2 separate regions of the Homo sapiens genome follow, and region 1 is linked to region 2. A link is a loop called in an ENCODE intact Hi-C map of the cell type or tissue named here. Cell type or tissue: endothelial cell of umbilical vein. All regions are shown on one strand. Each heading gives the region's core, and the rest is flanking DNA. Links, peaks and the distances in the headings are about the cores only. Region 1 holds the start of HCG15 (HLA complex group 15). Region 2 holds the start of TRS-GCT5-1 (tRNA-Ser (anticodon GCT) 5-1).

Region 1 (15,500 bases), core at 2,641-10,640, 770 kb after region 2:
TAAAATGTAATTAGTATTGCTCAAGATTAAACTTCTTTCAGCACGTTTGCCTTTTCTTCTTTTATCTAGTGAGATGTTGAAACCCATACCTAGAGTTCTGCTACAGAAATAAACGTATCCCACAGTGTTCTTGCGATTTCCTTTATGAATTTGAGAAAAATATGACCCCATTTTAGGTTCTAAGGAGTGTTTCTGTATTGTAGAAGGAAAATTCCATATTTGTATTGCCGTGGGCACAAAAAACCGAGCGCTCTCATGCCGAAACCCGGGATCGAACCAGGGACCTTTAGATCTTCAGTCTAACGCTCTCCCAACTGAGCTATTTCGGCTCCGCCCACGCCACTTAAAAATAAGGCTTAATGAATTTATTACTTATGTTTTTTATTTACTATTAGGTATTTATTAAAAAAAAAACCCACAATGACAGGTACTCCGAAGGAACCAAAGACAAATTAAAAAATTATTTCGTTCTTCAAATGGCTCACCACTTTATGCAAAGAAAAGCAAGAAGACAATTACAAATTGATGCTACAATTTATTCTCGGTTGAATGCACACATCGAAACAGAGCACGTTCCATCATCCAGTTACGAACTTCCCAAATTACTCTTATGGCATTGCCACGCCCTCTGCCGTCCAGATTTTATTGGTTGGTGCAAAACAGGAGGTCAGTGAATACGAGAGCATGACCGTGCACTAACTCGTCGGAAAAGTAGAAGTCAACTGTGTGCGTATGTGTTGAGTTCTCGCTTCATAAATATGTTTTAATAAACCTACTTCAGCTTCCCTGGTGGTCTAGTGGTTAGGATTCGGCGCTCTCACCGCCGCGGCCCGGGTTCGATTCCCGGTCAGGGAATGAGGTTTTTCTGTTTTAACCTCCAAATTCTTTCATCCAGGAACGAAATCTCTGAGTAAACAGCAAATTGTGGATAAGTTAACTTTCAATTTTCATAGGAGGCATTTTCTGCATAGAAACCCTGTTCCTGTTTTAGTATTCCAGGTACAAAATGACAAGCAATGTAATTTTCAATTATTTTAAAACATTTATTAATGAATACTTAATCTAGCGTAGACCGAGTGTCCGGCATTGTTCTAAGTAAGCGCTTTAACATTTTTAACTCAATTGGGTGATTCAGTAAGCGGGAAATTCCGGAGACAATCCATTAGGAGTTAGTTGAGATTAGCATAACCTTTTGAAAAGACAGTTATGAAGATGACAGAGAAGAAATGGCGAAGTCATTTCTGGGAGATTTGATCGCTGTGTTCAAGCTTCTGAAGCTGCTAGAGCCTCGGTGGTTTAGACACCTACTCTATCTTCCTCGGATTTCTCTGTAAGTTTCACGCTGCTCCAACTGGGCGCTAGGGGATAGCCCTAGAAATACCTACACAGTAATTTAATATTCTGGGCCAAAGCAGTTTCAGGACTGCTTCATCTCTCCAGCGCTTCAACCTTTTTTCCCCTATGAAGGTACAAATTATGTTTTTTTCCTAAGAGAGGATAGGAGAAGGTCATAAACATGAAATTAAAACCTGCTGTCACAAAACTGAGAAACAGGCAAACAATGAATTCAGCACCATCTCTGAATGCACATTTGGTAAATTTACCGAGAGCTACTGGAGAAAAAGCAGACTTTTTGTTTCTCTCCTGACAAGGTTTGGTGACCCTGTGCTAACTGGTTCCTGTCTGACAATATCGGGGCATGAATCTTTGTTTCTTGGTCTGTCTAAAGAGCAGCTATTGCTTATTATTTCTTTCTTATATCTGCTAAGAGTTTGGGGCACGTATGACTTCTCTACAAGTTTCCAAACAAAGATCGTGGTGCTCCTGATCTTATTTCACCAACAAATGGAATATGTGATTTTTTGTTTGTTTTTTGAAATGGAGTCTCTCTTTGTCGCCCAGGCTGGAGTGCAGTGGCCCGATCTCAGCTCACTGCAACCTCCGTTTCCCGGGTTCAAACAATTCTCCTGTCTCGGCCTCCCGAGTAGCTGGGATTAAAGGCACGTGCCACCACTCCAGGTTAATTTTTGTATTTTTAGTAGAGACGCGGTTTCACCATGTTGGCCAGGCTGGTCTCGAACTCCTGATCTCAAGAGACCCACCCGCCTCAGCCTCCCGAAGTGCTGGGATTACAGGCGTGAGCCACCGCTTCCAGCCAGGATGTGATGTTGTTATGATCCAGTTAAATGAAGCAGGACTTTTTCTAATTAATTGCACTTTCTCTTCTCTTCCCTGGCTCCATATATTCACAGTTTCCAAAACTTCCTTGAGATGGGACACTCTTTTGTCATCTTGTCAGTTCTGTCCTTGAATTAATAAACTTTGACACATACATAAGATCAATTTGACTAAGAAATCTTATTTTGACATAGACATAAAAGTAATATGGTTTGTAAAATTCCTGTATATACGGAAGCCTTTTAATCTAATGTTTCATAGGAATTCAACCCTCTAGGCCTGCTGGTGATCAGTTCTTGAAAAGCACCCTCTTTTCGTGATATCACACGTTGTCTCCTCTATGTGCAGCAAGAATCTCTTGCTTCATTAGTTTTTATGCCTCTGCTTTCAGAAAACAGTCTGGTTGGGACCCCTGTGAAAGGAACTGTCTGGCTTAACTTATCTTGATTAATGCCTCTTTTTTTCTTTTCTTTTCTTTTCTTTCATTTTCCACATAAAGCTAATTGGATTAGAGAAAAAGAACTCTTCTTCGAATGCTACCAGTTTCTTTCCTTCTCATCTGAGCTATTATTCATTGTCCATAGGAAAAAAAATTCCCTAATTTTGGCACGGTAGGTTCTGTTTATTCACCAGACTTGCTACCGTTTACTCGTCAGCTCAGAGAGAACGTCGAAAAAATATAACAAAACCAAAATATGCATCAAGACAAGAGGAGGAAAGAGAATGTGAAAGACTACTAAAAAAAAAAAAAAAAAAAAAAAAAGTCAACAGCTAGGGTCAAGGAATCAATCTGCAAATATTCAGAGCCAGTAGGCTTGTACTACACTAGTCACTATGGAAAATGAAAAATGACCAAGACAGAAATCTCACCTCTTAACACCCCCCAAATCCCAATTTTCTCAACTGTAAAATGGGAATAAAAGTATTACAGTATTTACTATATAAAGTTGCGATGAGTCAATAACATAATACACAAAAGCAGTCAGCCAATTATCCAAATCCGTGTTATTAATATTATCATCATCATCATTCTTCTCACCGTACTTGGGGAATGAAGGAGACAGATACTGTGAGTAAGTTTTCCTTTTTTTTTTTTTTTTTTTTTTTTTTAGACAGAGTCTCGCTCTGTCGCCCAGGCTGGAGTGGAGTGGCGCCATCTCGGCTCACTGCAAGCTCTGCATCCTGGGTTCACGCCATTCTCCTGTTTCAGCCTCCAGGTAGCTGGGCCTACCGGCGCCCGCCACCACGCCCGGCTAATTTTTTGTATTTTTAGTAGAGACGGGGTTTCACCGTGTTAGCCAGGATGGTCTCGATCTCCTGACCTGGTGATCCGCCCGCCTCGGCCTCCCAAAGTGCTGAGATTACAGGCGTGAGCTACCGCGCCCCGCCAAGTGAGTAAATTTTCTATTGGGCACAGAGTTACCTGCTAAAATGAAGTGTGGAAAAATACAATGGGGTGTGTGTATGTGAGAGAGAGAGGGAGATTTGGAGGTGGGGTGGGGAAGACCCTATTTGAAGTGGGCTTTGAAGAATGAACAAGATTTTTATTAGGGAACAAAATGGAAACCAGCATTCCAGGACAAGCGTCTCAGGAGAAGCAAAAGCGCAGAGTTGTGAAAGCTCTTAGATTTTCAGAACTTTGAATTCTGAACTATATATAAACCTGGAAAATCTCGGTTAACTATGGGATGGCATCAAGATTTCAATTTCAAGCTTTCTGGTCATGCACAGTAAAGCTGGAATTAGAGTCTCTTACGTATGGCAGTTGTTGACAAGTCCGTACAGGTACCTAAGTGCTTCCCAGAAAATTCCTCAAGTTGGTAGGTCCTGGGGGAATCAGTTTAGTTCTAAAGAGAGGACTCATCAGAGATCTGTTCAACTTCCAGGAATCTGTGAGGATAGCTCCAAATCTCACTCTCATGCCCAGCCTATCAAACAAAGCAAACCGGTTGGACTGAAGCTGTGGGATCGGGACTGAAATAGAACCAGCGAGAAAGGCAGTCCTCCTCGATTCCTAGAGAGAACACATTCAGCCAGCAGTTGGATAGAGGATACTAGCAAGTCCCTCGCCAGGGCGGGGGAGCAGAGACACATTCCTGTCCCGTTTACATTCTTCCTCTGGCGGAGGCGGGAGGGTCGCTTGAAGCCTCGGATTTCGAGATCAGCCAGGACAAAAAAGCGAGACCCCCGTTTCTACCAAAAAGGGGGGGGGGTGGGCGGGGGGAAGAGAGAGAGAGAGAGAAAGGAAAAGAAAGAGAAAGAAAAGAAAGAAAAACTAGGCGCGGTCACGTGTACGTGTAGTTCCAGCTGCTCGGAGGTTGAGGCGGGAGGATCTCTTGAGCCCAGAAGTTCGAGGCCGCAATGAGCTCTGATCGTGGCAGAGCGAGGCCCTGGCTCAAATACATACATACTTTGTTCTGACTTTGTGTGCCCTTACTCTTTCCTCAGGTGCACGCTTGGGCTCGTTACTGCTCAGAATTTTAGAATCACAGATCCAGCAGTGATCAGGCAGCTGCAGCTGTCAGGGACCACCACCACCTACGCGATTGATCCGTGGGAGAAGCCGTCCTACTCTTTTCTTTCTCCTTTGTCCTTCTCATTCCTGACCCCTTCAGGATTCTCAGTCTTCCCTCCGGGAGGTAGGGATTCTACGGAGAGAGAAGGGTTGTGGGGCTTGTTCTGTTGCGGGTTCAAACCCAAATTGTCTTTTTCTTTTCAGACTTTTGGCCAGTCTTGTCTCGCTCCAACCTCCTACCCCCACCCCATTCCTCAGTGCATTCGTGAATTTCTCCAAGCAGGCCTTTCCAGATCGACACTAAGTTCCAATCCCGAGCTGTGTGACCCAGCACCAATTCAGTCACGATGATGACTTGCAATTGCTTAATCAGTTGGCCTTTCCTCCTAGCTGTGAAGGTGAGGACCGCCGGTGTCAGCGTTCGTCCTGAATACTCAGTGCCCAGGCACAGAGTAGGCATTCAGTCAATACTTGTTGAACGGGTTAATGGATTCCTGATGTTCACTGGTTGATATCGTCACTTTCAAATAATTTCTCCCATTTTTCTGTTTTGTTTTCACCCTCCTAGTTTACCGTGCAGGATTGCAAACACCAGAGAGAAAATCAGTCTCTGGAATGATGCCTTTGATGGACCAAGATGCAGCTGATGAAGCATTGAACCAATTAGCACCTAGCAGGAGGGCACCCTTGCTCTGTGTCCTTGAAGGTTAAAGCTGTCAAAAAGTGGTCTCCCTCAAGTTCGGCCATCTTGCTCTCAGAGATCTAGAACTGGTAGGAGAATATAGCCTTGATAGTGGAGAGGAAACTATTGCTGTTGTGAGGGACTGAGAGAACCAGGCAGAGAGCCCAGATTGACACAGCAGGTGACAAAAGAGGCGCGCCTACCTTGGGGAATACGGAGGAACAGAGGAAAGTGAGACCAGGAGAAAGAGCAGGGGGGCGGGTGTGCAGGCCGGGCGCCGTGGCTCACGCCTGTAATCCCAGCACTTTGGGAGGCCAAGGCAGGCGGATCACAAGGTCAGGAGTTCGAGACCAGCCTGGCCAATATGGTGAAACCCTGTCTCTACTAAAAATACAAAAATTAGCTGGGCGTGGTGGCGAATGCCTGTAGTCCCAGCTACTCGGAAGGCTGAGGCAGGAGAATCGCTTGAACCCGGAACCCGGGAGGCAGAGGTTGCAGTGAGCCGAGATGGCGCCATTGCACTCTAGCCTGGGCGACGGACTGAGACTTCGTCTCAAAAAAGGGAGTGACTGTGTTGCTTTTGCTTTCTTGGAAATCTTTTTTCTTAGTAATTTTCCTAAAGTAATTTCCTTAGGAAATAATGTATTGCTAAGAGTATTGCAACTTTTAGTATTGACGAGGTACTTTTACTGAATCAGTATAAGTCAACAAGCAACCACCAGAAGCTGGAAAAGGCCAGGATAGGATTTTACTCTAAAGTTTCTAGAGGGAGCTGGACGCAGCCCACACCTTGATTTTGGCCCACATACTGATTGTGGATTTCTGGCCTTCAGAAATACATATCTGTTGTAAGAGAATACATATCTGTTGTTTTTAGACAGTTTCTGATAATTTGTTACAGTAACCACAGGAAATTAACACCAGGCACTATGCAGTAAATTCCGTATGAACAACTCAAATATAAGAATTTGTAAGACAGCCGGGCGCGGTGGCTCACGCCTGTAATCCCAGCACTTTGGGAGGCGCGGTGGCTCACGCCTGTAATCCCAGCACTTTGGGAGGCGCGGTGGCTCACGCCTGTAATCCCAGCACTTTGGGAGGCCGAGGCGGGCGGATCACCTGAGGTCGGGAGTTCCAGACCAGCCTGACCAACATGGAGAAACCCCCATCTCTACTAAAAATACAAAATTAGCCGGGCTTGGTAGCGCATGCCTGTGATCCCAGCTACTCGGGAGGCTGAGGCGGGAGAATTGCTTGAACCTGGGAGGCGGAGGTTGCGGTGAGTCGAGATCGCGATATTGGACTCTAGCCAACTCCATCTCCAAAAAAAAAAAAAAAAAAGAATTCTAAGACAGCATAGTTTCCACTGGCATATTGGATAAAAACTTCCGTCAGCAGTGATTTTAATGAAGATGAATGACAAAACAATAAGAAACTCCAGCGCTAGTTAACTTTCTTTATTATGATCTTATTTGTCATAATTTTTTGCACAATGCGTTTTTATTTTAGGACTCAGTCAAAATTTTGGGCCAAGGAGACCGACGCGCTGTCGCCTGCACTAAGAGAAACGCAACGAACAACTTTGTCAATGCATTGCATTATACTATAGCAGCAACTATACTTTTAAATGATTCGAATCTTGAGGTTTCAAACTGAACCGTCTTGTGCCTTTTGCCCGGCGGGCATTTCTGCGGGGACCGCGGGTCACCTTCTGAATTTTTACCTTCATAAACAGCAAGGACTGCGCTCTTTCGCACGGCGCCCCGTTTTTTCGTAGAGTTCCGTCGGCCAAAACCACTTGAAACTCGCTCAGCGGCGTCGGGGCTCCAGCCAGGCGTCACCTTCCACAGCGAACCTGCGAACCACAGCGTCCCCTGGGGGTCTCCGTCCGCGTGGCCGCTTCCTCTTACATCGGTGACGCAAGGGAAGGGCGTCTAGGATCCGCCGGTTTCCTTCCTCACTGCTCCCATCAGTGCGAAAGCAACGTGTTGGGGGTTCGGGGTGTGTGGCGGCTGAACAGCTGCCTGAAGTTCTCTGATGGCGCTGGAGGGAGCTCCAGAGAAGAGGTCATGGGGAGAAGGCACACCTTAAACGCCCCGGGGTGGGGGGGGGGGGCGACATTCCCTAATGGGAAAAAAGACACACCTTAAACGCAGTAGAGGGCGACATTCTCTACTAGGGAAAATGCGGAAGAACACAGTTGTAATCAACGGTAGCGTGGCCGAGCGGTCTAAGGCGCTGGATTAAGGCTCCAGTCTCTTCGGGGGCGTGGGTTCAAATCCCACCGCTGCCAAGTACTTTTCATTCTCACTAGGGACTGTTTTTAGGAGAATCCCTTTCCAAATGTTCAGTATGAATGGTTCTTACGTATCAATCCCATTCTCCTCTTCGACTTCTGTTTACCACGGAGCCAGAGATAACCGTCCCCAGAACAATGTTCCCCCATTATTTAGAGGACAGTGTACTCCAGGCGCCTCAGATACAGCAATGAGTGACACAAGCAAAAAAACCCTTAATGGCACATACTTAGTGAGGTGGCACGATCTCGGCTCACTGTAACCTCCGCCTCCCCGGTTCAAGCCATTCTCCTGCCTCAGTCTCCCGAGTGGCTGGGATTACAGGTGCGCGCCACCACGCCCTGGCTAATTTTTGTATTTTTAGTAGAGACGGGGTTTCGCCATGTTGGTCAGGCTGGTCTCGAACTCCTGGCCTCAAGTGATCCTCCCTCCTCGGCCTCCCACAGTGCTGGGATTACAGGCGTGGGCCACCGCACGCAGCCTGAAGGATTAATTTATGTTTGGAATCAGCTGCTGTTCTTCCTCCAGCCTCTCTGTAGTGTGCTCACTTCACACTTGGAACCATAGTTATATGGTATAGAGAAGAGACAACTCTAGGGAAAGTGCCAGTGCCTTGCCTTACCTTACAACTGCCAGACACACCCAGTCAGGTACCTTCTCTGTGGGCTTCTCAGTACCCCGTATCTCTGTGGTTGCCGGGGGAGCCCTATCTCTCCTCGGAGCAGTTCTCTCTGCATACTTCTGGTCTGTCTCTCATTCTCTAGACCTCAGCTTGGAAGTTGTTTCTCCTTGGAAGCCTTCCCTCATCTCCTTCTCTTCCTCTTTCCAGCTTCATAAAGTTTGGGAGGGTATGGAGAGGATAAGGAAGGGAACAGCACAGAACGTCCTTGCCCCACGGAACTCAGAGTTTAGTGGGGTTCTCATGGGGGTTCACAAGGATTAGATAAGTTATTGCCCTAATATGGGGCAAACTCTACTAAAAAGGAGATAGCTTTCTATGTGTAGATTTTGAATGATGTTCCAGATTTAAGAGAATAAAAAGAAAATAATATGAATTGTATGTTAGAAAGAAGGACTGTCACAGAATTGTTCCCAACTGGGATTACAGGTGCAGGCCACTAGGTCCGGCTAATTTTTGTATTTTTAGTAGAGAGGGGCGTTTTGCCATGTTGGCCAGGCTGGTCTCAAACTCCTGACCTCAAGTGATCCTCCCACCTGGGACTCCCCAAGTGCTGGGATTACAGGTGTGAGCCACCACGCCTGACCACCTTTATTGATTTTTGAATGCTAATCCAACTTCTCCATGCTAGAATAATCTTAACTTGTTCAAGACATGTAATCTTTTAAAAAATGTATATTCCTGGATTCAGTTTGTTACTATCTCAAGATTTTTCTCACTACATTCATGAATGATAATAGCCTGTAATTTTCTTTTTTAAAAAATTTCCTTGTGTTGTTTGTTTTTCCTCATCGTTCCCTAATGGTTTGGTATTAAGGTTATACAGGCCTCATAAAATGAGTTTAACATTGGGATTATTTTCCCTTGCATGTTTAGTAGAATTAACTGGTGAAAACATCTGACCCTTGAGTTTTCTTTCTGGGAATATATATTATAGGTTCTATTTAAATAATTGGTATCAGACTATTCAGATCTTATATTTTTTTCCTGTACTAGTTTTAGAAACAAGAGTCTTCCTAAGGAAATATACCAGATGAACCTGGAAAATCTTTTCACCAGAAAGCAAGGAGGCTACTGAAGACTACTTTAGTCATGTTAAACAAAAAAGGCTTGTGCTGACACCTATGAAGTAGTCTTACCCAAATCAAATCTAAATATAGAATTTGATAAAGCCCTTAGATCTAACTATTAATTTTTAGGACATGCAGGGGCAGAGGAATGTGTTAAATACTACCAAAGGTGTGCAATAATTAAAATCCAAACTGTGAAACTCTGCAGCACCAGCAACCTAGTTAATCATTAAATAAATTTCAAGAAAAAAGAGATATAGGGAGAACTTATATATTAAAATACTTAAGATACATACCAACTAATCACAATGTATTGACCTTATTTGAATACTTTTTTTTTTTTTTTTCTGAGACAGTGTCTCACTCTGTCACCCAGGCTGGAGTGTGGTGGCACAATCACGGCTCACTGCAGCTTTGACCTCCCAAGCTCGTCTCCCGAGTAGCTGGGACCACAGTCATGCACCACCATGCCTGGCTAATTTTTGAATTTTTTGTAGAGACAGGGTCTTGCTATGTTGCCCAGGCTGGTCTTGAACTCCTGAGCCCAAGTGATCTTCTTGCCTTGGCCTCCCAAAGTACTGGGATTACAGGTGTGAGCCATGGTGCCTGGCTTGGTTTTTTTTAATGTTAAGAAAAAATGGCATTAGAGAAAAATTTGAACAGCGAATGAATCTTTGATGATGTTGCCAAATAGATAATTTTGTTTAGGTGTGATAACTGTACTAGTGTTAGTTTACTTATATTTTTGGTTTGTTTTTTAGAGATGGGGTCTTGCAATATTGCCCAAGCTAACCTCAAACTTTAGGGCTCAAGGAGTCCTCCCACTTCAGCCTCTTAAGTAGCTGGGACTACAGCATAGGCCGTCGTGCCCCTGGCTCTATTATTAGTTTGTTAGTTAGTTTGTTTGTTTGTTTATTTATTTATTTATTTATTTTGAGACTGAGTCTTGCTCTGTCGCCCAGGCTGGAGTGCAGTGGCGCGATCTCGGCTCACTGCAACCTCTACCTCCCGGGTTCAAGCAATTCTCCTGCCTCAGCCTCCCGAGTAGCTGGGATTACAGGCGCCTGCCACCACGCCTGGCTAATTTTTGTATTTTTAGTACAGGCGGGGTTTCACCATGTTGGCCAGGCTGGTCTTGAACTCCTGACCTCAGGCAATCCATCCACCTCAGCCTCCCAAAAGTGCTGGAATTACAGGTGTGAGCCACCGTGCCCGGCCCATATTGTTAGTTTTTTTAAACAGTCATTATCTCCTATAGACAATTAAATACTTATGGATGAAACACAATTTCTGTCATTTGCTTGAAAATAATCTTAAGCAGAGGGAATGGGTGGGGATACAGATGAAACAAGATTAACCCTGACGTAATAATTGTTGAAGCTGAATGATGTGTACATGGAGTTCATTTTTCTATTGCCTTAACTCTTGCATGGGTTTGAAATGTTCTATAATAAACTTTATTTTTTATTTATTTATTTTTTTGAGATGGAGTTTCGCTCTTATTGCCCAGGCTGGAGTGCAATGGCACAATCTCGGCTCACCACAACCTCTGCCTCCCGGGTTCAAGCGATTCTCCTGCCTCAGACTCTGAGTAGCTGGGATTACGGGCAAGCGCCACCATGCCTGGCTAATTTTTGCATTTTTAGTAGAGACAGGGTTTCTCCATATTGGTCAGGCTGGTCTTGAACTCCTGACCTCAGATGATCTGCCCACCTCAGCCTCCCAAAGTGCTGGGATTACAGGCAGGAGCCACTGCGCCCGGCCAATACATTTTTTTTAATAGAGGAGGACTATAAAACCTATGGGAAGCTCTGATGGCACGACTATGACTTGCTGATGTTCACTACAGGTTATCTGGCTAGGCCACTTGCTGAGAAACTCCTGATGTATCTTCAAGTCTATTCTGGTTGGATTTCTCACTGAAAACTGCGTCTTTTGTCTGGGAGGTGAAAGCCAGACCCTCATCTTTCTGGGAGATAAGGAAAGTAGGCTGGAGGCGTTGACATTCAGTATGCTCCTTTTTCAAATGGAATTCCTGTCCTCCATGTGTCTAGCCCACATATCCTTTGTTTAACCTTCTTCAGAAAATAAACCTCCAGTCTTCTTTGGGCTTGAGGACCTAGGACTCTGCTTGCTTCCTAAATAGCCTCTGACAGACTCTCCTCGTTTTAGTCTATTCATTCTCATTTCCAGGGGTACATGGTGCCACCAATTCTTGAGTCGCTTAAAGATTCTATGATGTAAAATAAATGTCTTTTTTTTTTTCTTTTCTTTTTTAGAAGGAGTCTCACTCTGTTGCCCAGACTGGAGTGCAGTGGTGCAATCTCGGCTAACTGCCACTTCCGCCTCCCACTCCCCAGTAGCTGGGACTACAGGCACGCACCACCAAGCCCAGCCAATTTTTCTATTTTTAATAAAGAGACAGGGTTTCACCATGTTGGCCAGGCTGGTCTCAAATTGCTGATCCCAAGTGATCTGCCCATCTCAGCCACCCAAAGTGCTGGGATTACACGTGTCAACCACGGTGCCCGGTCAGATTTGTCCTTTACTTGCCCCCTTCAGGCTAAAATTTAGCTTTCTCAAATTCAATGTCATTATTACTTATCCTTTTTTCAGTTTCCAAAATTTTGTAGTTGCCTCTTCTGCCATTCTTCCTGATTATGAATGGTTTTACTGTAGCATTAGTGTAGTTCTGAGGGGGAGCAATACCAAATACACGTAGTCAAGCTACAATCCTTACCAAGAAGTATCTTATCATCTTTCTTAAACTTAAATGAAATTGGCATTCTCCATTTCTTTTGTGAAGGTAAAAATAATCTCATATCAGTGTTCTGGTAAAAATTTTGTGTTTGCACGTGGAATGTAATTCGATTTAAAAAGTGAGTTTTACCTGGTGATTTTTGTATGTAAATTATAACTTAGACTAACTCTTGTTTGGTAACTCTTCAGAATTAGAACTACAGATATCTTAGGGTTTCAAGCAACATGTTTTGTCATTCAACTATGCACCTGACCTTCGAATTCCTTCAGTATTATTCTTACCAAACTTATTACCTTATGGCAGAATCTGTTCCAGTTGAGTATCTCCTAAATGTACAGATGTCCTGTAGCTTCTACTTGTGGATTGTAATTCTATTCTGGGATAGTTGCAGAACAAGATTAACCCACTGTTCATAAAGTAGTCCTTCAGAATTTTCAAGACATATCTTTTTCACCAGGTAAAAATCTAAAATTTATTCAAATACGCTCTCAAAATATTCATTTTATGTGTTTAGGAAACATCAAAAGACTTCTGGAGGTCAGACTAGTAATTTCTTTTTTTTTTTTTTTTTTTTGAGATGGAGTCTTGCTGTGTTGCCCAGGCTGGAGTGCAGTGACACGATCTTGGCTCACTGCAACCTCTGCCTCCAGGGTAGCTGGGACTACAGGCGTGCACCACCATGCCTGGCTAATTTTTGTATTTTTAGTAGAGACAGGGTTTCACCATATTGGCCATGCTGGTCTCGAACTCCTGACCTCGTGATCCTCCCTCCTCAGCCTCCCAAAGTGCTGGGATTACAGGCATGAACCCCCGTGCCTGACTCTTATCTGTGATTTCTAAACCTGTTCTCTCCCTGCCTCCCTTTTCACTTTGAATCTTAGCAATCCTGATACAATATGGAGAAGTACCATTCTAGCTTTATGTTAAAAAAATTGCTAAAAATGATTGGTGTTTATAAATTACAAACTGTTTTCTGCTGAACTGAGGTATAACTTCATGTCGGAAAGATGTGGTGCACGCATATGGGAATTGCCTAGGAAAGCCTGAGCACAGAATTTACTAGTTACGTGATCCTGGGCAAGTTTGTTAATCTTTCTGTGCCTCAAATTCCTGATCTCATAGGGATGTTGTATGGATTTAAAAAGTTTAAATGTGTAAATCCCTTAGAACAGTGCCTAGAACACAGCAAGCACTAATAAGTGTTTATTAATATTAGGAAGTGATTGATAAACTCTTGGAAGTAAATGTGCTCACTGAAAAAATAGTGAATAAGAAGGTAAAGGACAATGTCTTTGGGGAATCTCACAATTAAGGGTCAGGAAATCAGGAATAACTAATATAAGAGACAGAAGGACCAGCCTAAGAGGTAGGAAAAACAGAAAGTAACACCAGAATCGTTATACTCAGGCACTGGTCAAAATACTGACTACTGAGGTCTGAGAAACAGTCACTGGAGAGAGGGATTTCCTACTCCCATCAAGTTCATGGGTACTCCATACTTGATGTTTTCTTTTCTTATGTCCAGTAAGATTTGAGCTCACTCTAAAAGCTTTTCCACATTCCTCACATTCATAAGGTTTCTCCCCAGTATGAACTCGCTTATGTCCAATCAGAGCTGAGCCCTGACGGAAGGACGTGCCACACTCACTGCAGGTGTATGGCTTCTCACCAGTGTGGATTCTTTTGTGCTGCCTCAGGACTGAACTATGATGGAAGGCCATTCCACATACCTCACATTTGTGAGGCTTCTCTCCAGTGTGAATTCTTCGATGATTGGTCAAGTTTGACTTCCCACTGAAAGCTTTCCCACACTCTAAACATTTGTAAGGTTTCTCTCCAGTGTGGATTCTCTGATGGATGGTAAGGCAGTGCTTATCTTGGAAGGTTTTCCCACAATCCCTGCATTGATAGGGCTTCTCCCCTGTATGCTCTCGTTCATGAGCCCTGCGCTTACAGTTATGACGAAAGGCTTTCCCACACTCCTCACACCTGTAACGTTTCTCTTCAGTGTGGATCCTTCTGTGTTTGGTGAGTTCTGCCTTGATGCTGAAGTCTTTTCCACACTGGGGACACCCATAGTGTTTCTCCCGAGTATGGATTCGTTTGTGTTTGCTTAGGTCTGAGCTCCGACTGAAGGCCCTTCCACACTTGCTGCACTCATAAGGTCGTTCCCCAGTGTGGATTCTTATGTGTTTGGTGAGGTCTGAACTCCCACTGAAGGCCTTCCCGCACTCCTCACATTCATATGGCTTCTCCCCAGTGTGGATTCTGCCATGGATGGTAAGGGAATGCTTAAACTGGAAGGCCTTCCCACAGCAGTTACATTTGTAAGGCTTCTCCCCGGTGTGGATAAGCTGATGCATACAGAGACGGTTCCTGGTCTTGAAGGCCTTCCCACAGTCCCTGCACTCGTGAGGCTTCTCCCCACTGTGGGTTTTTTTATGTCGGCAAAGAGCTGATCTACTGTTGAAAGCCTTCCCACACTGGGTGCAATTAAAAGGTTTCTCCCCTGTGTGGATTATCCGGTGCATAGAAAGCTGATTTCTGGTCTTGAATGCTTTCCCACACTCATTACACACATGGGGTTTCTCACCAGAATGAATTTGCTCATGGAGAATTAGATCTGAGTGCCAACTGAAGTTTTTGCCACACCTGGCACATTCATGGAGTTTCTGTGCTATAAGAACTTTATTACATTGACTATGTTTTGAGTTTGGATTCAAGTTTTTACTAAGCACTTTCTGGTTCTTTCCTTTTTTGCAGGTCACTTCCTCAGAGCCTTCTTTCTCTTCTCTCAGTTTCTCCCTTATAGATGTTTCCCATTGATTCTCTAATTTGACATCCTGAACACAAACTTCTCTAACCTTAGGATCCCGGGAATCAACTTTTAGGAGACTGTTAAATTTCATCCAGTAGGCTTCTCCATTTTCAAAAATCTCTTGTTGTGAACTTGCCTTTTCATTCTCAGGCCACATCTTGTCAGCTGACACTTAAACAAGAAAATACAAATGTCAGAGGGAAGGAAATAAGTGAGATGGGAGGCGTGAAGCAATGTTAAGCTGTTTGAAGAGTAAATAACTTTTCCATGCTGGAAAAATTACTAACGTTGTGGCCAAAAGTCAGAACAGGCTGAAATAATGAAAAGTATTGAGATATTTTACACTCAGCACACTTTATAAAAAATCCTTAAAAACCTATTCCTCCTCTATAGTCTCCTAGTTTAGTGAGTGTAAACTCTATACACCTAGTCATCTAAGCCACAAAACAAAATAATCTTCAACTCTGTCTCCCTTGTATTTACCCAGCTAACATTTTACA
Region 2 (15,500 bases), core at 4,110-12,109:
TAATGCTCAATTTTTTGGCCTTCAATTGTTTAAAGCTTAATTTTTATTTTGGCCATCTCCAACAGAATAGTCTTGGGTATGGCTAAAATTGAACAGAAATTATTTTTAGAGAAAATTAATTTTTAGAAAAAGAAAAGAGGTGAGGAAGACTCCCAATTAGCACAGGCTGTTCTTTCTCTTTCAGAGAGAATCCACTACGAAATAGCTACCTTGTTAGGCAACTGGTAAAGAGTGTTGCAAAACAAAAATGTGGAAAGTGTCAAGAATCTGCCAGCCCTTTGTTGGACAAGCTATGCTATCACTATTTAAAAAAATCAAATTATACTAGTGGAACAATTTGAAGAGTGGGTAACATTAATTGAATGAATTCTTAATCTCTAATACAAGTTGGATGATGATGTAACTTTTCTTTGAGGACCAGCTACCTTCTTATTTAATCATCTGCTCATTTCGAGCCAGTTAGGAGAAATTAACATTTAAGAATATCTACAACCAAGCAAAAGTCTCGCCAAAACTCTAGACATCAGAAAAAAGTAAGGTAGTGTCTACTTAGGAGAGCAACTGCCATCCACAATCCGAAAGACCTGAATGAAAATCCCAAATAAAGAGAGCATTTTGAATGAAACTGGGGGAAATAAAAATAGTGGAAAATGTCTAAAGATTCATCGCTGAAAGATCAACTGAGAGGGTAAGAAGAATGTTTGGCTTGTTTCTTGCCACAATTTATTGAGAAGCAGACATTTTCTCTGAGAATTGTCTCCAAACACTAAATAAGACAAGTAGGCAAGGGTCAAAGTTTAATGTAATTTCTTATAAGGGATTCTTATCTCCGTGGAAATGCTGGCTTCCAGCCTTCAGCACTGGATTATCAAACAATATACACTTTTGATAAGGTACAGCCTGGCCCATAGCAGTAAAATCTTATAAGCCATATCAAAGATCCTCAACAAGGGCAAACAGACACTCCCGGAAAACGGAAAAAGAAAAAATGTTTATTATTTAATTCTGGATATATGACAGTTTTGTATTCTCCTAAAAGTGATGTTAAAGGAAGAATTTTAGGAATGTTTGTAATTTTTTTAAGGTAACCACAATCTTAAAAATAAAAAAAACTCGGGCAAAAAAACAAGTGAGCACTGATTCATTAGAATCTGGGAAAGCAATTCCTTCAGCTACAGAACGGGCCTCATTTGGCTGACTGGATAAGGGCTCTTAATCCCAGCACTCAGGCAGTGCTCCAGTACTGGTTCGATTTCCGCAAAGTCCTTCTTGCATCCACCTTCTCCGCGTTTCTGGTGAGAGAGCAAGTAAGCTACGCTCCCCAACAGATTTTAACAGGGTGGGAGGACAATTTGAGAGAAACATCTGTGGTCTTGGAATGTCCAAAAGCTACTTGGCACCAATTACAACTGAGTGGAAAATTATGGCCCTGCTGGGCTCCAGATCTTAAGACGGGAAAATGTTGGAAATTCCTCCTGGTCACCATCTACCCTAACGTCCCGCCCCCGCACTCACGGCTTTGAATATGTAAACAATTTCAATTTCCTCTACTAACAGTTGATTTACCCACAGAATGAATCGAAGGGTACTCAACAAATGGGAGGACTCGGGCAGCTTTCCTGGGATATCACACCATATAGACTGAGAATTTCAGAAACGCAAAGTGCGCGTCCCAGCAGGGCGAGAATGGCGTTAACTATGTCACCACCGCCCAAATTCCCTATAATTTACCACTTATCGTTCCTGGCTTTATTCTCCGTGCGTGCAGGGACATGTAATTCTCTAGGAGACGGTGGTCCGGACTTGGTTCCCGACTCCCTCGTGGCTGCAAACAGGGGCAGCTGATTTGGGTGGATGCAGAGGTTGTGGCCAGGGGAAGGGCCGCGGGGCAGCGCGTAGAACTGATTGTAAACCCAACTTCCCGCCTCGGAGCGAGCCGCGGCTCGGAGTAGCGTCATTCGAAAGCCACCGGAGATATCGAGAGAGCTCCTTAACTGCTCACTGAGCAAACTTCGTTTTACAGCTTTGGGGTTGATATTTGGGAAACTGGGTCCTAAAAGTGGCTTCTGGTCTTCAGAAGGCTTTGTTCTCCGCTTTTGATTTTTTGACACCACGGGTTTCACACCCCACCCCACCCCCCAGTCTCACACAAACCACTCAAACTCGATTGCGTCTCCATTGCGCTTTGGGGAAAAATAATTTAAGATTCTCGCTTCTGAAATACAGCGTGATGGTTAAGAGCATGGGCCGTGGAAACAGACCCGGGGAAAGCCTCAGCTCGGCCACTCTTTGCCGCGTGACCCTGGGTGGCACCTTCTAAGGGTGATTCTGGGATTCTATGAATTAATGCATGGAAAGCGCTTGCGAGAGCGCTAGCCGGAGTCCGCGCTATTTAGGTGTTTGCCAATATTATTGTTGTTGTTAAGGTGTGAGGGATCTTGGAAGACAGAAGCCAGGAATAAAGTAAACCTACAGAGACGTCCCTCCCCAAACCCCGGCCGCTACCCCTGCAAGACCTTGTGGAGCATGTTAGGTTTCGTGGCGTCGCCAAGTTGTACCTCCTGCGCTTCGCCGCAGATAAAGCCCCAGCTTAGAGCATGGGGTCGCAACCACCCAGAGCCTTCAGACCAGTGAGCACTTTCCGCACAGGTTTGAATCCCATGAACAGTGATTTTTCTTCAATTCTCTAGTCTCGTCTACGTTTTTTGTTTTTTTTTTAAGGTTTTTTTTTTTAAGGAATTTCCGACAAATAGTGTATTAAGCCTCACTCAGCCTTTGCTTTTATCAGCATAGTGTATTTGCTTATCTACTGACACTCTCCCTGACCATTTTATTAATTCCTTCCGTGCAGAGACTACAACATTTGGGATACTTATACAACGAAAAAAAGGTGTTAAACATATTATAACTTTTTACTATGGAAATGTAAAATATTAAAAAAAGGGAAAAAATGATATGATGTAGCCTCGTATATCCATCACCCAGCCTCAAAATTAACAATATTTTGTCAATATTTTTAACATATATTTCAAACTTTGTCTTTCTGCATTTTAAAGCAAGCATATTATTTTATTCATAAAAACTTCACTATGTAAGAGTGAGAGCTTTTTTCTTTTGTTTTTATTTTGAGAAATAGCATTTTTAAACATATATTAAAACACTATATCTTACTGCTTATTTGCTGGGAATGTCTCATTTTTAAAATGGCTTTCTCAGATTTCTTTGTTTTTCCTATTTTGACCAGTGTGTTAATTTTCTTAGAATGGACTTAGAGGATTAGGTGAATTACTTCATAGCACAAAGTTGCTAGGGCAGAATTTTGCTTATTGCTTATATGGGCAGCAAGATAATTTTCCTTCTAAGGGCCAGTGTTAAATACTGACCTTATCTCTATTTAATTTGAACATAATCAACAATATTGTTCAAGAACAGAGTCACCTAAATATAATGTCTTTGACAGAGTGTGGTATTTGCCTCATCTCTCTGCTCTAATTGAATGCCTTGCACTTGTCTCCTAAAAATTTCCTTTCCCTGGATTTCACATAGTGCTCTTTATAATTAACCCAGAATATTCCTTTGGTGAAAACATACTCTCTTTTCAGAGGTTTGCACCTAGGATCTTTAGCAGTCAAGGCTCACCTGTCACCTTTGCTAAGAAGACATCTACTGATAAATTATTTTTAATCCAGTTGGTGTGGATACGAATAAATTAGCTGTCAAAAGTTTTGCAAGATTGGAGATATTTTGTTTTTAAGTTTTTTATTCTTTTGACTAACTAAATATGTACAACTTACCCTTGCAGTATTTAGAAAAATGGACAAAATACAGAATAGTTATTTAAAATGGGAAATAAGCCAAGGAATCACCAAATGATTTCCTGTAAATTAGATTTACTCCAAGAAATAGAAATTCCAGAATATTAATCATTTGTAGTTAAAATCTTGAATAAGGAGAGTTCCCCACGATGGATATAAATCTCATATTTCCTATAGTCCTTTGAAATAACAAATTCTTCTCCTGACTCAAAGACGAAGGAAAAAACATTCTATTGCAGACGGCCTGCATAGGTTGGTTTATGACGAGTCTTAACATGTAAAAGTTAAATTGTCATTTCCACAATACCTACCACTTCCTCAATCTTCCCAGTTTTAATAAACACTACTTCCACTTGCCCCACTACTCAAGCGAGAAGCAGGAAACTCATTATTGGTCCTTCCCTGTCACCAACTGTTTAGGTTTGCCTGGGACTGGGGGGTCTCTCAGAGACATGGAACTTTCTGTGCTGAAACAGAAAAGTTCCCAGCAAACTAGGATGAATTGTTCACCCTACTCATCACTCACAGTGTGTGTCCACCATTTTATCTCCAACATATATCTTGGACCCATCCACCTCTCTCCATTCCTATTGCCACTCTCCTAGTCTGAGCCACCACCACCTCTCGTGACAGCTGCTGCCCTGGCTTCCCAACTGGTCTGCTCACAGCTATTTCTGGCCACCTGGTCTCTCCAGAGCAGCTAGAATGATCTTTCAAAGAAATCAAACAGGGCTGGGAGCTGGTAGGAAGAAAGCCCAGGCAGGACCTGGTGAAAAAATAGCAGTTAGAATCACTATGCCAGAGAACACGATTAAAAGAAGGGTTTCCACTGTCCTGAAGCAGTCTGTGGAATCAGATCCTTTATAGGTAGTGTCTGCCAGCTTGAACTACAAGATGTTAGGAAAAAACTCCATCTTGTCCTACATAAAATCGTTCCATTGGTAAATCTAATGGTCGTTTCTTAATATTATACTTTATTTCTCAGCTGTGTTTGACTGTTCACTCTTATGTCTTGAATAATTTAAATTTATCTTTACTTTAAAAACATTAATTACTAAGTAACGTACTCATTATGAAAAAAGTAAAATCTTGAAAAAACCTTTAATATAGAAAGTTAAAAAGCTTCATATTCTCACTGTTAGAGATACCAGCTATTAACAAGTAATATACATCCTTCTGGAGGTTTTTTATGTTTATATCAATCAGAGCCTTCCAGAAGTCCAAAAGGTTCATGCCATCTTCATTTTCAGTGTATAAAAAAAAAAGAAATGCCAAATAAGATTTGAGAATATTGAAGACCTTTAATTTAACTCTTAAAAAATACACAGTAGTTGTATGTATAATACATACACAGATATACATACACATACATAATACTTCTTTAAAGATAATATGAAAAGTCTATGTTTAGAACCTTCTTAAAATTGAGCCTGAAGCTAAATGGCCCTCACCAACATTAAATATCTAAACTCTCTATCATCTAAAACAAACAACCGTACTATACATACTGTTCTGCAACTTGCCTTTTTTAAAAAAAACTTAGAAGTGGGAAAATAGGCTGGGCAAAGTGGCTCATGCCTGTAATCCCAGCACTTTGGGAGGCCGAGGGGGGCGGATCACTTGAAGCCAGGAGTTGGAGACCAGCCTGGCCAACATGGCAAAACCCCGTCTCTACTAAAAATACAAAAATTAGCCAGGCATAGTGGCATGTGCCTGTAATCCCAGCTATTGGGGAGGCTGAGGCAGAAGCATCGCTTGAACTCGGGAAGTGGAGGTTGCAGTGAGCAGAGATCACCCCACTGCATGCAGCTTGGGCGACAGAGCGAGACTTCATTTAAAAAAAAAAAAAGTGGGAAAATATTTATAAACTACTATGTATAGAACAGCATTATTCCTATTAATAATCACATACCACTTTAATGTTTTGCTTAATCATAATTTATTTAACTAAGTATTCCACTTTGGTGGACATTGGGTCGTTTTAATGTTTAACACAGGTGTGAGAATAAAAAAGAGCCTCTCCCAACAAAGCTGAGAACAGAGATAGGACATTTCACAGGGAGGAAAAAAAGCACCAACATTCTTCTGGTAGAAAAGAAAAATTTCCCCTCCAAAATTCTGCACCAAATATCAAAAAGCACACAAACTCTAACGAGTGTAAGAATCTTCCTTCCTTCCTTCCAGTTTTTTTTGTTTGTTTTTTTGTTTGTTTGTTTTTGTTTTTGACAGGGTCTCATTCTGTGGCCCAGGCTGGAGTGCAATGGCGGCAATCAGGGCTCACTGTATAGCCTTGACGCCCCCAGGGCTCCAGCGATCCTCCGCCTTAACCTCCTGAGTAGCTGGGACCACAGGTGCGGGCCACCACTTCCGGCTGATTTTTGCAATTTTTGTAGAGATAGGGTTTCTCCATGTTGCCCAGGCTGGTCTCGAAATTCTGAGCTCAAACAATCCACCCGTCTTGGCCTCCCAAAGTGCTGGAATTACAAGCGTGAGCCCCCGCACCCAGCCTCAGGCTTCTTTTCTTGCTGATCATTTTATAATTGAGGTTGTCAGAGCTGGAAGGGACGTTAGGGGTTACTGTTCTGCTTCTCAAGTTGGGTTGGATTTAGTGAGTGGGCTTAGTTAAGAGCCACAATTAGGACCAGGCATCCTGACTCCCGCACCAGGGGGTTACCCACCCCACAGGCCCTTCCCAGTGTCGGTAGCAACTGGACTGAGCCAATCTTGTGCTAAACACAAAAAGACTTTCTTTCTTTCACTGTCCTGACCAAAGCAAGAGGAGTGCCATCGGGGTGCCTGCGCGCCTCTAATTTTTGTAAAAAAACATGTTCTCACCTGTTGCTGATTTATCATAGACTGATCAACACCAACTCCTAGAGAAAGTAACAAAAGAGAAAGGAGGGCATCTCCTGGCCCTCGGGCATATTACAGAAGCAAATGAAAAGGAATTACAGTCAGGTTTCTGGTACGTCACAGAAAACAGGAATCTAAGGACAAAGTTTAGATCGGGAAGCAAATCAACCCTTTGAATGCAGAATAAAGTGGCAGAAGGACCCGGCGAAGGTCCCAGCGTGTCTCGAGGGGCATACAGGGCGGCCAGCTGGAGCCGGGTCAACAAAAAAGCAGGTGATTTTTGTCTACCAATGAATGCCGGCACTGGTTCAACCTATTATTAGATATTTGCCAAGTAACTTCACTACTCTAAGTGACAGTCGTCATTTTTATGGTGGTTGTGAAATGTGTCTTAATTAAGACACCTGACTCAGACTGTGGTTATGGGGATTAAACCAGGAAAAACGATTAGATCATGTTTCTACAAGACTCACTGGGAGCACTACACAGACGAAGAAATTCAAGTTGTTGATTCTTTGTGTGACGAGGTGGCCGAGTGGTTAAGGCGATGGACTGCTAATCCATTGTGCTCTGCACACGTGGGTTCGAATCCCATCCTCGTCGGCTGCATAGCAAGCCTTTTGTTCCAGGAATCACAAATGATATGGTAAGCACTTTATTTGGCAAATTCATTCCGTATTCACCAGCCATTTCAATAATTCCCTCTGATCTTTCCTGCTCTCTGCTTCTTTAGTAACACTTGTCTTAGCTGTGAATGTAATTTGTTAGTTGATTTATTTGATTCAGGCTTCATTCTCATGCAAATTTTCATTCCTTCACAAGTTTTGCTTAGCGGGATTCCCCATTGAGGAAACAATTGAAGATTTAATTGAGGGCTATAGAAAAACATTGCCTGAAAAATTTAAAGGTACTTATAAAATCATAAAGAGTTACATATGCAACATTATGGGTATTGAACCGTATGGGTTACTTAAGGCATTTTCAGCCTAATTGTATATCTCTACTGAAATTTTCATTTATTATCTTAATGCTAACTTTTAAAGCAGTCACTATTGCCTAAGGATTCCATCTTTGAAAAAGGAAGGAGAGTGAGAGTGTCTCTTAGAGATATAGCAAAACTTACAAATACATTCCATAGAACATTTCTAGTTAGTACTAAAGCATTTCCTCCTGAGAAAGGAAAGAAGAATGTCAGTATTATGTAGTTTCCATTTGTAACTTCCATCTTGGCTGATCTTTTGAGAGAAAAAAAGGAATACACATAATTTTATTCAGTTTATTCAATTATTTTCATTTCGAAAATAAGTACTACATTCACATGATTCAAAAAATATGAAAAGTTGTATAGCAAAGTTTTGCCACTAATTACCTACTGCCATCAGTAGGACACTCTTATTAGCTTTCATGTATCCTTCCAGAAACATATATAAGACTATTATTTATAAGACTTGCATATATAAGACTACTAATCTCTCAAAGATATACTCTTAAGTGAAAAAAGCATGATGCAAGACAATATGTATAGGTGCTACTTGTAAAAAGAGGTAAACATACCTGTGTCTGAAGATATATACATATATATATAATTTTGAATATAGCATTTTATGTGAGTGTCTATATTTACAATATAAATGTCTAGGAGTAGATATACTGTGTCCTGGGTAACATTCATTTGTAAGATACTGTCAAATTTCTTCCATAGAAGTTGTGTTGACTTACCCTCCCAACAAAGTGAAAAGGAGGTCAGACCACACCTGCTTATGCAGCCCTTACAAGAGAGATTATTGTTTCAACTAGCGTTGTCCCAGATCATCTAAATGGAAGCTCAAGTACTCACAGTGAGGAGGAAGTGATTGAGAATCCTGGATTCTCATAAACTCAGTGACCTTGGTTTATTACAGATTTTCTGGGTAACTACTGGCAGTTTATACACTGGGCTTCATAAATATTCAATATTTAATGGATTTTTAGGGATTAATGGTGTTGAGCTTTGTGTGATTTGAGAGCACGACTCATTCGATTGTTTTAAATGGGAATGAGAATTTTAAATTGTCTAAGTCAGAGGTCTGAAATTGGATCACTGGCTTCAAAGCATTATTAGCTTTTGGCCTGATGCGATGGCTTATGCCTGTAATCCCAACACTTTGGGAGACCGAGGCGGGTGGATCACCTGAGGTCAGGAGTTCGAGACCAGCCTGGCTAACATGGCTAAAACCTGTCTTTACTAAAAATACAAAAATTAGCTGGGTGCAGTGGCACACGCCTGTAATCCCAGCTACTCCGGAGGCTGAGGCAGGAGAATCTCTTGAACCCCGGAGAGCGAAGTTGCAGTGAGCCAAGATCACACCACTGCACTCCAGCCTGGGCAACAGAGCAAGATACTGTCTCAAAACAAAACAAAACAAAACAACAACAACAACAACAAAAAACCATTATTATGCCGACGAGATTGCTCTAATTCAGTGGTTCTTAAATGTGTGGTCTCTGGAACAATAACATCATTATCACCTGGGAAAAAACGCTAGGTCTGGGGTCCAGCAATTTGTGCTTTAAAAAGCTCTCCAGGTGATCCTGGTTTATGCTAAAGTTTGGCACTGCTGCTCTAGTTTTGTTTTGCCTCCCCCTCCCCTTCTAAAACATGGTTAATCTAGATTCTGTGTGATTTGGTAAAATCTTCTCTCTCTCAGGATCCACCTTCCTCTCATCATTCCAACATCAACTGAGGGTCTATCCTGCCAGGATTAATCCCTCTAACTCCTGCACTGTCGGAGGGCCACAGAGCAGTAATGTGGTGTTAAAGACAGTAGCCAAAGACCACCAGGAACAAAGCAAAATCAGATTTAATACATAGATGAAGTGACAGGATATTCCAGAGTAACGGAGAAATGCAGTTCAACAAGAGGCTGGAGAGAACTGTCTTTTGTAAGGTTTGGGTTCCCATTCGAGGATTCTGAGGAATCTCTAAGAGAAGCAGGATCAGTTCTGGATTGCTTGGTGTTTCTGAGGTGGGGTTAGGAGTAGTGGGGATTAGCTAGGGATTGGGCGTTGTCACAAGGAGAGAGTGATCTTCGGTATCCCCAGTAGTACATGGATGGGTGTGGCAAAGCGGGTATGCGCACTCGTAAAAAGGCAGCAATTGCTCAAAGAGGGGACCATTGCGACATTTTACGGCTGCTGCATGATCTTGGAAAACAGTGTTTCCTGTTAACTTTGCATCTGGCTTTACCTGTCCTCCCAGCCCCTGGTAACAGCTTTTGGGGTTTTTTTGTTTGTTTGTTTGTTTTCAATTGGAGGAGATTTCCTTTCTTTTCGTGGTGACAGGTTTTCACTCTTCCCAAAACTTAGGAAACTGTTCTCCGGCTCAATGGGGTGGGAAGTTACCCGGAACGCAATTTCTCCTCCTCCGGCCTGAAGTCAGGTTGGCGGTAGGATTGCCAGATAAGATACAAAATACCCAATTAAATTTGAATTTCAGATAAAGGAAGAACAACATTTTGCATACAAATCAAGCAACACTACCTGGTGAGGCCGGGCGTCCGTGAGCGGGCTATGGGGCAAAGAGAGAGGCGAGGAGCGCCCCACTTGCCAAAGGAAAAAAAGTTCATTACCCTGCTCCCCTGGCTCCTGTCCACGTCTGCCTGGCCTTGTAGGGTTGGAGAAACAAACCCTCTTCTGGCAAAGGCAGAGGGGCAAACACTCTTCTGTGATCCAAACAGCTGGGAGTGCAGAGTCCCTGTCCAGGATACCACCCCTCACTGTATTAAGGTCCAGTGGGGTTGGGTCAGGGCAGTGAGGGGGATGGCAAGAAGTACTGAGAAGCTCTCAATCAGCCAGGGGCATAAATGTACTCAAATAACATCTACAACCAAAAGACCAAAAAGTATCTATTCCAGGCTCAGGGCTGCCCACTACAGATGCTGACTCCAATATCCCACCCTACCTCCCTGCTCCCTTCTCACCCCCAAAGGTGCTCAGGTGAGCAGCTCCCCACGGGGCTAACATCACACATCAGAAGGGTCGAAGTCCAGGGACTTCTCATAGGCATCAGAGGCTTGGGTATTCCCTTTGCCCTTCAGATCTAACCTATTTTTTTGGTGGGGGTGGTCAAAAACAAAAATGCAGATCCCTCTGCAGTCCGGAAACCAGTTCCTTCTGCAGTACTTCTCTCTGGGAGTGTCTTAGGCTTAGCCATAGTGGTGTGACCCCACCACACACACTGCAAAAGGACTGCTAATACCCCCAGCCCATTCCCCAGCCTCACTCATTAATAAGCACTTGCCGCAACCCAGAATCACATCTAGTGAGGAAGTTTCACATGGCTTGGAATCCTTTAAAACTGGACAGCAAACCACACACACACACACACACACACACACACACACACACACCACCTCCCTCCCCACAACCTCTGCCCCAGGGAGAAGAGGCTGCATGAGAGAAAGAAAAGGCCATATGCATCAGTGGCTGGGTGGCCAGGGCCTTGATGATGGTCTGGGCCTTGAGGGAATGGTGAGGCAGGGCCTCAGGACAGAGATGACAGGAATTCAACTAGATAGAGTGCTAACCTTCCTGTAGTCACAGACATCAGCTCTAGGGTGTGGTGGGGGTGGGTGTCAAGTGGCCAACTGGCAGCTCCCTGTGGCCCAGCCTGAAAGGGAGTGGGGGCTGGAGTCAGGTCTATTTCGGTCACAGGGCCTGAGAAGGCCTGCCAAGTTTGGATGGCTTTGAGTGTGAGAATAGCTGGGCGACAGAGGCAGTGACACAGGTCAGCCTCTCCTTTGCCCATTCTTAGCAAAGGAAGCCACCAATTAAAGATGTTATATAAAGAACTACATGTTAAAAAAAGAAAGAAAGAAAAAAGAAATATAAAACCCAAACCAACCAAATTACAGGCCGATGGGCGAATTGTAAGTGGTAGGGGGGTTAGTTAAACACATTTTGGTGCTTTGGAAGCCCCTCCCATTCCGTGCCTGCACTAGATCTTTTTTTCTAGAAGTGAGAGTGAGAAAATAGAAAATCTTTTTGTACATTTTCCTTTTCCTCTTTTTTTTTTTTTTTTTTTGGCCTTTCCTTTTCTTTCTCTTTTCTGTGGTCTTGGGTGCTCCCGGCCCCAGGGCAGGTAGACGGTCAGTTGGCCAGCACCACGGACTGGAACGGTTGACTAGGATATTGCATGGTGTTCAGGTTGTAGCTGAGGTCTTCCATGAAGGGTGCCTTCTCCAGGAAGAGGCGGTGGCACCACCTCCAAATACCTAGACCATGTAGAAGCTGCTGGCGTTGCAGGTGACAGTCCCACTGCCTCCAAAGAGGGCTCGGGTGTCACTACCCTGGCCATTGGCCCCATCAAGGAAGAAACTGGGCAAGCCACCACTGTTGTACTTGAGACTGTACGTGGCCTTGGGGCGAGAGCTGGGATTGAGAGGCCGGTTGGCCGGGATGAAGTTCAATGAATGCACAGACAGAGAAAGACTCCTGTGTTTCAACAAGCTGTTGGTGTTGAAGCGGGCCGTGGAGGCTGCTGTACTGGCTGCTGGCCACCTGCTTCACCGCTGGCTGCACCCCTACCACTTGTTGCCCCACCCCTCTTCTTCATCTTAGTGGAGCCTAATTTGGTGGCAGCAAAGGAGTCCATGGTGAAGGTGATGGGCTGGGCGAGGCAGAGGATGAAGGTGGGGCTGGGTGATGGGCAAAGCATAGCGACGGGGAGTTGGACAAGGAGCTGTCCTGGCTTCCGAGGAGAAAGAGCATCTGGTCGTCAGGAGTGAAACTGCTCTTGATCTTCATGTCCAGCTCCGGGGCCCCACAGCCGTCACTGTCATCCAGGTACAGCACTTTCACTGCTCCCTTCTCACCAATCTGGTAGGACACCCCGAAGGGGTCAATCCATATGCTCAGCTCCTCAGGCACATTGGCCCGCACATCTTCCACTGTCAGGCCACTTCGCTTAGCGGCCAGCTCCCCAACGGGGTCCACCATCTCCTCGGTGTGGAAGCCAGAGCCCTTCAGTGGTTTGTCAGGGTACCAGTGGGCTTCTTATTTCTTTTTCAGAGGCGCCAGAGCAGCTTGTTGTACAAGTAGAAGATGATGAAGTTCAGGGCTACTTTGATCTCCAGCTGCATGGTCCTTTCCTAGGCAGAGAATCAGCACAGGGGACGTGCACAGCCTTGGGCTCCAGAAGGCTTCCGGTCTCCACCGCGGCTGGGCGCTCTGCCAGCCTCGGGGCAGCTTCTCCCTCTAGAGTGGCCCTGAGCGCGGGGCGGCGGTCGCTCTCTCTTTTTTCCCCCGGAGCCGCCCGGCCGGGGGCCGAAGTCCTTTTCGTCGTCGAGGGTTGGGGGAAGCAGGCAGCTATGGTCATGACTCCCAAAAATAATTCCTTCAGCGCTTAGGAGGTTGGGCGGCTGGGGGACGAAGGGCTGGCGGGCGGCGACCGGGCGGGGAGAACGGACCGGAAGGTGGCCCGTGGGGGGGGCGGGGGGAGCGGAAGAAGGACCGGGCTGTGACCGCGGGACGGTCCTGTCCTCCTGGCCCTGCGTCTCTCGAGCTGCTGGCTTCTCTCCGCCGACGACCCGCACCTTCCCGCGCCCCGGCCCGAAGTCTATACATTTTTTAAATGTGCATATTCTTTGACACGGGAATTCTACTTCTAGGAATTTATCCTAGAGACAGACTCACACATATGTAAGATAATACGTGTCTGAAGCTCAGCATTGTTTATAAATGGAAAGTGATAGGAAATATTAATAGCTTAATTGCTTATCAATAAATGACTGGTGCATAATGAAATAGTATGCAGCTGTCAAAACAGAGCTGCAGCTCTACATGTATGGCTATAGGAAAATTTTCTACTATTTCTGTAAAATCCCAGGGCAAAATTATATATAAATATTTGCTTCTACATACCTAAAATATCTCTGAAAGGCTGTATAAGAAATGAAGGCCGGGCATGGTGGCTGACACCTGGAATCCTAGCACTTTGGGATGAGGAGGCAGGCAGATCACTTGAGTTCAGGAGTTTGAGACCAGCCTGGGCAACATGGTAAAACCCCGTCTCTACTAAAAATACAAAAATTCTTCAGGCATGGTGGCACATGCCTGTGGTCCCCAGCTACCTGGGGGCCTGAGGTGGGAGAATCTCTTGAGTCTGACAGGCGGAGGTTTCAGTGAGCTGAGATCGTGCCACTGCACTCCAGCCTTGGTGACAGCACTTCAGCCTCAGCGACAGAGAGAGATCCTGTCTAGAAGAAAAAAAAAGAAATCAATACCTTTGGCTGTTTCTAGTGGATGAAATTAGGTGACTAGTGGTAGGAATAAGTTGTATATTTCTATTTAACAAATTTTTATTTTGAAGATGTTTAAATATGCAAAAAACACAGAAAATAGACTAGTACATGTCCAGGATCCCTTAATCACAGTTCTAAAATCCATAAAATTCTAAAAACTCCAAATCTTTCCTCCATAAATTTGGCACTACAATCTATCTGAGGGGAAAACCTGAACTTCTTCATAGCCTTTATTTAACTCATTTAAAGTGACTAATCATAAATCTCAAAGCAGAAATATTGAGGTGTTTGATATGCTCTGAAACTCTGCTGGAAGTTACATAATGTACAGTGTATGCACATTATCTTTCTAAAATAAAAAAAAAACAAAAACCTGAATTTGGAAACACATCTGCTCCCAAAGGTTTATGTATTTTTAACTTAAGGAAAATATCACAAGATACAAATTTAGAAAAAGAGAGAAAAGACTTTATTTCTTCTTAAGGGTTACAGCCTGCAAGGTGGCCAGACTACAGGCTGGGAAGCCTTCCTCTGGCCACATCCAGAGACAGGCACTTTGAAGGAGGAGGGGTTGAGGTAGAAGCTTTATGCTGAATGAGTTGACCAAACATACATATTCAACAGGTTACTGAAGGAGCTATGAATATTCAGGAAGGGGTCCTGACACATGCACATTGAACAAACGTGCATGTTACATGTTCACTTTGAAGTAGAGACTTAACATTTGCATGTATTACAACTAGGCTCTATACGTCAAATGGTCACTTTAGGACATGAGAGCACAGAAGTGCACAATCTCTGTAAAAGGGCTAGAATGAGTCCATGGTTGGTCTTATCAGGAGAAAGTTACTAAAATCAGTCTCACGTTCAGTCAAAGCTATAGTTACAGTTAGTGGAACAGGGGTACAGTTTGTCAGCATCTAGTGGAGCTGCAAATTGTTTGAATATTTCTTATCTCGGGGCAGTGCTTGTTTAGCTGCTAGAGAAAAAGGAAAACCTTGTGGCAGTTAAAACATAGTTTCTTCTTTAAATGAAAGGAAGCGTGACTTAAACCTTCCTTGGCATGGACTTAGATCCTGCTTATAATTTGGTATCTTATTGCCACAAAGAGCCTATTCTATCAGTCTTATGATCTCTACTTTAACTTTAATGCTGGTCAGTTGTGTCTAAACCACACAAAAGAGGAGGGTATAATGAGTCGTGTCTGAGCTCTCATTCTGTCAGGGCTGGGAACTCAGTTTTTAAGTTTTTTCTGGTATCACTTTTGCCACAAGGGGTCTGTTTAGTTGGCCAGGGTTGGGTTGGGGATTGGATTTTATTTCTAGTTTATGTTACATAACATGTAATGAACATCTATATACTTATCGTTTAGATTTTATAATTGTTCACATTTTGTCATATTTAACTCCCCGCCTTTCTCTCTGCTGAAGTATTTTAAATTAAATTATAGACATCATGGCATACCATCTTTGAATATTTCAGTACCCATCTCTAAAAAGTAAGAACACTTTCCTGCAGAACTACAATATCATTATCACACATAACAAAATTT

The links. Peaks named below come from ENCODE experiments on the same cell type or tissue, not always from the same donor. Only the 100,000 strongest peaks of a DNase experiment are listed, where the experiment ranks them.
Region 1: a loop joins it to region 2, with 3 times the contacts of the local background. A loop is called at or near these places in 2 of 110 quality-filtered maps.

Annotation. Positions count from the first base shown.
Region 1 is chr6:28,981,416-28,996,915 of GRCh38, forward strand. It overlaps HCG15 (HLA complex group 15), which reads left to right and starts at 3,334. Exons shown (of 3, transcript NR_135289.2): 1 at 3,334-3,569; 2 at 5,262-5,464; 3 at 6,885-7,152. TRL-AAG3-1 (tRNA-Leu (anticodon AAG) 3-1) reads left to right here and starts at 7,587; the gene lies at 7,587-7,668. It overlaps ZNF311 (zinc finger protein 311), which reads right to left. Exons shown (of 7, transcript NM_001382360.1): 7 at 13,373-15,171. The coding sequence ends at 13,586. TRF-GAA1-2 (tRNA-Phe (anticodon GAA) 1-2) reads right to left here and starts at 329; the gene lies at 257-329. It also overlaps TRE-CTC1-6. RefSeq lists cis regulatory regions at 1-38, 11,186-11,497. In endothelial cell of umbilical vein, for the core only: a CTCF peak has its summit at 7,259; DNase peaks (open chromatin) are centred at 4,186 and 7,256; H3K4me3 peaks cover 1,968 bases; H3K27ac peaks cover 770 bases.
Region 2 is chr6:28,205,848-28,221,347 of GRCh38, forward strand. TRS-GCT5-1 (tRNA-Ser (anticodon GCT) 5-1) reads left to right here and starts at 7,190; the gene lies at 7,190-7,271. It also overlaps the pseudogene TOB2P1. RefSeq lists enhancers at 7,090-7,766, 13,139-13,258 and a silencer at 11,137-11,330. In endothelial cell of umbilical vein, for the core only: no CTCF peak of the experiment used is centred there; a DNase peak (open chromatin) is centred at 7,174; H3K4me3 peaks cover 510 bases; H3K27me3 peaks cover 1,973 bases.